Regions from separate parts of the Homo sapiens genome. Here region 1 is linked to region 2. Evidence: chromatin loops called from intact Hi-C (ENCODE). Cell type or tissue: mammary epithelial cell. All regions are shown on one strand. Links, peaks and the distances in the headings refer to the core of each region. The heading gives the core; the rest is flanking DNA.

The links. A loop is a pair of places that touch in the nucleus more often than their neighbours do. Peaks named below come from ENCODE experiments on the same cell type or tissue, not always from the same donor. Only the 100,000 strongest peaks of a DNase experiment are listed, where the experiment ranks them.
Region 1: a loop joins it to region 2, with 5 times the contacts of the local background. A loop is called at or near these places in 45 of 110 quality-filtered maps.

Annotation. Positions count from the first base shown.
Region 1 is chr1:116,019,233-116,022,151 of GRCh38, forward strand. It overlaps SLC22A15 (solute carrier family 22 member 15), which reads left to right. Exons shown (of 12, transcript NM_018420.3): 3 at 350-482; 4 at 1,489-1,653. Among named protein-coding and RNA genes, the nearest start is that of SLC22A15, 44 kb to the left of the region's middle. In mammary epithelial cell, for the core only: a CTCF peak has its summit at 1,628 (motif pointing left); no DNase peak of the experiment used is centred there.
Region 2 is chr1:115,813,118-115,816,036 of GRCh38, forward strand. No RefSeq gene overlaps it. Among named protein-coding and RNA genes, the nearest start is that of NHLH2, 27 kb to the right of the region's middle. In mammary epithelial cell, for the core only: no CTCF peak of the experiment used is centred there; a DNase peak (open chromatin) is centred at 1,774; H3K27ac peaks cover 1,463 bases.

The DNA.
Region 1 (2,919 bases), core at 247-2,746, 210 kb after region 2:
AGAGAATGGAAATAAATGGGACAAGGCTCCTCTCAAGAAACACAGAGCCTTAGGATGTGGGACATAGTCAATAGATGCATAAGTAATTAGCTATTATACATTGTGTTCAATTCTGTAATAAGATATGTATAGAGTACTGTGGGAGTGCATCATAATAATAGTGATTTCTAGTGTTTCTGAAGATAAAATCTGATTGGACGTTGTCTGAGATAGACAAATTCTACTGAATTCTGGTTAATAGTGGATCATGCAGTATAGAAATTCTGGTGTACAAGTTTTTGTTGCACATTTGGTTTTTTAATAGCTAACTGAATCCTACATGTCTCTCTTTTGTTTTATCTTCCTCTAGTGGTTTTTAATTGCCAACAGATCCTACAAAGTCAGTGCAGCAAGCTCTTTTTTCTTCAGTGGTGTATTTGTTGGAGTTATCTCTTTTGGTCAGCTTTCAGATCGCTTCGGAAGGAAAAAAGTCTATCTCACAGGTAATCTATTAGAGTATTCATAAACTGGATGAGAGGGCTTATTTCTCTAAGATTCTTAGGGAAATAATAAGGGGACTATTTCCTTAAGGTTCTCCGGGAATTGGCATATGGACACAGAACTGATCTTTATTATCCTGGCAAGAGGCCAAACTGCAGCTTGAGTGCTTCTGGCCAGGCACCTTTAAGTTACTAGCCCACCTAGTTAAAGTCAGATATTTGTGTTCTAAACCGTTCATAGGTGATGGTGCTTTCTGCAACCCCCAAATTTTAGTTTATGCCATGTTGCTAAGGAGAGAAGTAAAAGACTGTGACAGTGTACTAGGCCCATTTCCTTATATCTCTCTGTGTTGATTCATTTCAAATGAGCTCTACAGGACTTGGCATAGTGCTCTTGACAAGCTGAGTATGAGCAAGGGTTTTTCATTTTCCAGCATTATTGTGAATAATTGAAAACTGTCTGTGATTGACAGAAATCATGTAATAAAGTAAACCTTATGGTTTTTTAAAAAAATAGTTTCCAAGAGAAGCTGTTAAAAAAAAAAAAAAACACACAGCTGGCTGGGCGCGGTGGCTCACGCCTGTAATCCCAGCACTTTGGGAGGCCGAGGTGGGTGGATCACGAGGTCAGGAGATTGAGACCATCCTGGCTAACACGGTGAAACCCCGTCTCTACTAAAAAATACAAAAAAAATTTAACCAGGCATGGTGGCGGGCGCCTGTAGTCCCAGCTACCCGGGAGGCTGAGGCAGGAGATTGGTGTGAACCCGGGAGGCGGAGCTTGCAGCGAGCCGAGATTGTGCCACTGCACTCCAGCCTGGGTGACAGAGCGAGACTCCATCTCAAAAAAAAAACAAAAAAACAAAAAAAAACAAAAAGAAACCCACAAAAACAGCTCAGAAAATTTAAGTTTACAAACATTTATTTTATAAGCTAATGAATATAATTTATTACTTTCATCAAATGCTATTTTGCCTCTGGATTATTGAATATTGTTTTCTCTTTCTAGGTTTTGCTCTTGACATCTTATTTGCAATTGCAAATGGATTTTCCCCCTCATATGAGTTCTTTGCAGTAACTCGCTTCCTGGTGGGCATGATGAATGGAGGGATGTCGCTGGTGGCCTTTGTCTTGCTTAATGAATGTGTGGGCACCGCCTACTGGGCACTTGCAGGTACTACTTAAATCATGCAGCTCTGGACTGGGTGAGCAGCTCCAGAAAATTTTATAGGGACCCAGTTTAATCCTAGAGTCTGGAAATGCATTTGGACTTGAGGTACTTTATCCAACTATTAGATTTGCTTTTCTGATTTGGTTCTGTATGACCCTGAACAAGTCATTTTATTAATATTCCTCTGTAGACAGTCTTCCTGGGGGCCTGCCTCACATGTGAGCTTGCCATCCGCCTCATGGACTGCCTACAGATTACTGTGGAGACTATTGATTTCCTCGGAAGGACACTAGCAAATTTTTACAACTTAAACTGAAAAATAGTGCAGACATAGGAAATATTAGAAACTCCTTTCTTACAGCCTTTTTATTCTAGTTTATTAAATTTTTGTTTCACAGCCCTTTTTTGTTTTTACTGCTCTCAAGTCAACATAGTACTATTGTAGCATTTCTTTATTGATATTTAATTTCCAAAATTGAGACTGTATTCTGAATTATTTTTGACTATCCCATTATTTTCTCAAGAACTACATAGATAGTAAAATAAATGATTTTAAAAGGTTATTTAATTTCAAATATTGTCATAAGAGAAGTAACTGTGTCTAAGACTTTATAGACTTAGGTTTGCAATGATAACTTTTTGTTTCTTTTACTTTCATTCACTTGACAATGGTTGAATGTTTCCCATGGATGTTCTTATATGGATATGGGAAACAGGTTGACCGTGTGACTGATGGAAATGTGTCTTTGGGAGGATCTATATGAGAAGGCCATTTCTTAGAACCTGATACACAGTGCCAGCCATCTCTTATGTACCAGCTACCATGCTAGGCATTTGACATCCATCTGTAATATTCCCGGAGCTTACAAGTTAAGGATTCCTACCTTCATTTTATGGATGATGAAATTGAGCCTTTGAGAGATGAGGTGACATGCCTGTTTTCAGCAGCTGATAACTGACAGGGCCAGAACTGCAACCTGGGTCTTGATGACACCCAGGTCATCTTCCACTGTTCCCCAAAGACTCTCCTCTTGGAACTTCAGCATGTCACCTCATGTGAGTGCTGGCCTGGTCAACCTGTTATTTCTAACTGGTGTTGTTTTTGAAGTGTATGGGCTATTGTATCGAGCTGGAAGACACAAGGCTAAATAAAGTAGACTTGTGGTCTGTTTGCATCTCCACTAAACAGCTGTCGAGTGGAAGGATCCATAGGGTTGGACCAGTTAGAACTAGGCTGGAGAGGAAGAGACACCAGCTCCATCCTCTCCA
Region 2 (2,919 bases), core at 227-2,726:
CTTCCCCAGCTAATCCACTCAGTCTCAGGCACTAATCTCCTCTGGAAACACCCTCACAAACACACCTAAAATAACGCTTTACCAGATTTCTAGGTATTCTTTAATCCAGTCAAGTTGACATTTAAAATTAAGTCCACAAGTTCACCCCTTGTCAACTTGGCACTCACACACATCTCCTTAAACATACCTCATTTCCAATGAAGACAATAACAAGTAATAGTTCTGCCTAAAATGATACGTCTATACTGTGATTGTAATTTAGACTTTAGGGGTTTAAATCTTTTGGGATTTCAGTATTCAGGATTATGGCATTTTGGATCATGTCTCTCAGGATTATGACCCAAACCCCTTTGCAACAGTCCTACTGCCTGGAACATTGCTCTCTTCTCACTTCCTTGCCTTAGCCTAGCCACCCTCTACTCCTGGACTGAGCTCAGGTATCACCTTAGGAAGTCTTCTCCAACTCCCTTCCTTAGCCCCACAAGCCAGGTTAGCTGCTTTCCTCCTCTGTGCATTATAATTATCTGTTCACTTGCCTGCCTTCACTTCTAGAATAGTCTCCTTGAAGACAGACATGGTGTCTTATTAGTTTTTTTTTATCCCAAATAGCTAGCACAATGCCCGCACAGAGCAGGTGCTCAGCAATTGTTTAGTGTATGAATAAATGAAAGGGTAAATTAATAAATGCATTAGTAGACATGAGAATGAATCCAATTTGAGCCAGACTTGTCTTGGCTGCTTTTTGAGAAGTCTGTCTTCCTCTTAGGCAGTTTCTTGCACTGTCATAGTCTTCTCTGCCTAAGTCTTCCTCTTAGGCAGTTTCTTGCACTGTCATAAGCATAGACTCTGGGTGTGTATCTCAATTCTGCTTAGTATGTGAACCCAGGCTAGTTACCTAATCTGTCTAAATCTCAGTTATCTTAGAGTACAGCAGGGACCCTAATCATGAGGTTATTGTTAATATTCAGTGAGATGAGGTCTATGAAGTGCCTAGTGCAGTGCCTGCCATATGATGAGCGCTTCAGATAGGGAAGTGTTTTTATTGCCCCTAATTGATTTGCTTCTACATCTTGTCTGGTCTCCCACCTGGACCAACTGGAAAAGCCTTCATGGCTATAATCTTCTGAATCTTCAAGTCTCATATTCAGTGGATAGCAAAATGCCCCTTTCTCCTGAGATTGGGATTTTGGTGGAAGGTAGGGGAGCTAAGTTCCCAAGACAAGGGTCTGCTGGCATTGTTTACTAGATCCCCTAACCACTTGCTTCCTTTGACCCCAGGAGCTAACTGGTCACCAGGTCCTCTGATTCTGCCACCTCAGATTTCTAACTCCAGTTCTCATTGCCATTGTTAGTAAACTTTACAATTTAGGGACAAGGGACTAAACCACTGAGACCATGGCCTCTCCTACTATGTCATCCCTAACCATTTATTTTGCTTCTAGCCCATTCTCAAACTACTGTCCAAGTCCACCATCCTCATGGGGTGATTATGAAGGCTAAGTGAATGCCTGTGAAGTGTTTAGCACGATGCCTAGATTATAGTGAGTACTCAATAAATGGTCACTATCATCAGATCTGATACCATTCCTCTGCTTAGAAGCTTCCACTGGTCCACAACTGTCTATGGAATGAAGTTCAAATTCCTGAGCACAGCATTGAAGGCCCTTGATGATCAGAACTCCACCTACACTGAACTTTTCCAGCTCTGTCCCCATCTTACATTGTTCTCACTTGGAATGCCTTTTTCCCACCTTGTCTGTTGAAACCTGCCCACAGAAGCCCAGTGTGAATACCATTTCCGTGAAGCATTTCTTGATTCACTTAGTTGTAATTAATCATCTTTTCTCTTGGGATCCCACAGAGTTTAATTTATATTTCCACACTACCTCTTTTTGCCCTTTTTGTATACTAATTCGGCTATTGAACTTCTTATCCCTCCTCCTACTAGAGAATAAATTCATGGTGCAAACAAACATTGGCTACAGGCATCTTGGCAATCAGCAATAGAAAATATGTGGGTGGGACAGACCAAGCCTACAAAATAGAGCTGCCAGAAAGCCTTTTGGAGTAGACTTAGAGAGAGCGTGTGAGGCTAGCATGCCAAGGAGAAGCTTATCAGAGTCACAGTGATCAAGCCTAAGCTAAGGGCTGGAGATGACTGGTAGTCAGTAGTCTTGCAAAGATGTCTGCTCTCCAAAGAGAATGTGGACTTTATTTGAATGGAGACTGACCTACGATTAACTGGCACCATCTCTTTATGGGTCATATTGTCTCAGGGACACAATAATAAATAATAAATTCATGGTGCAAACAAATGTTGACTACAGGCCTGTGCTTGTGTCCACCTCTCACAAGTAGTTAACAGAGCTGAGCACAGGCTCCAACTCTTTGCATTATCTGCATTATCCCAAGCCAGGTGAAAAACAGGGTTAGAGACAGGCAAGACCTCTAACTATGCACCCAGAAACTTAGCATGGGAGGGAACAGGATTCTTCTGCAGGTGGTTCTGAGGGTAGTCTGGTCCTTTGGCCTGTGAAGGACAAGGGAGGGAGGAGCTTGAGGCAAAGGCAAACTTGTCCCCCAACTTGTATTCTGTCATAATTCCTTCTCAGACACAAAATTTTCTAGTTTTCCCTCATTGCTGCTGGTCTTTTCCCTCCCCTTTCTTGTTATTCTTTTTCTCCTTTTTTTATTCTCCTTCCCTCCCATATCTGGGTCACGTTAGGTCATCTTGTCCTTAGTAATTCTTCCAATGCCCAGACTGACAGCCTCTTGGTTCCAGGCAAATGTTTACAACCATGATTCATTTTCCCAGAATAAACACGCAGTAATTCACAATGACAAATATCAAGAAAGTTCAGTAGGATGGGGTGGTTTTCAAATCACAGCATTCAGGAATGAAGGCTTTGGGACCTTGTG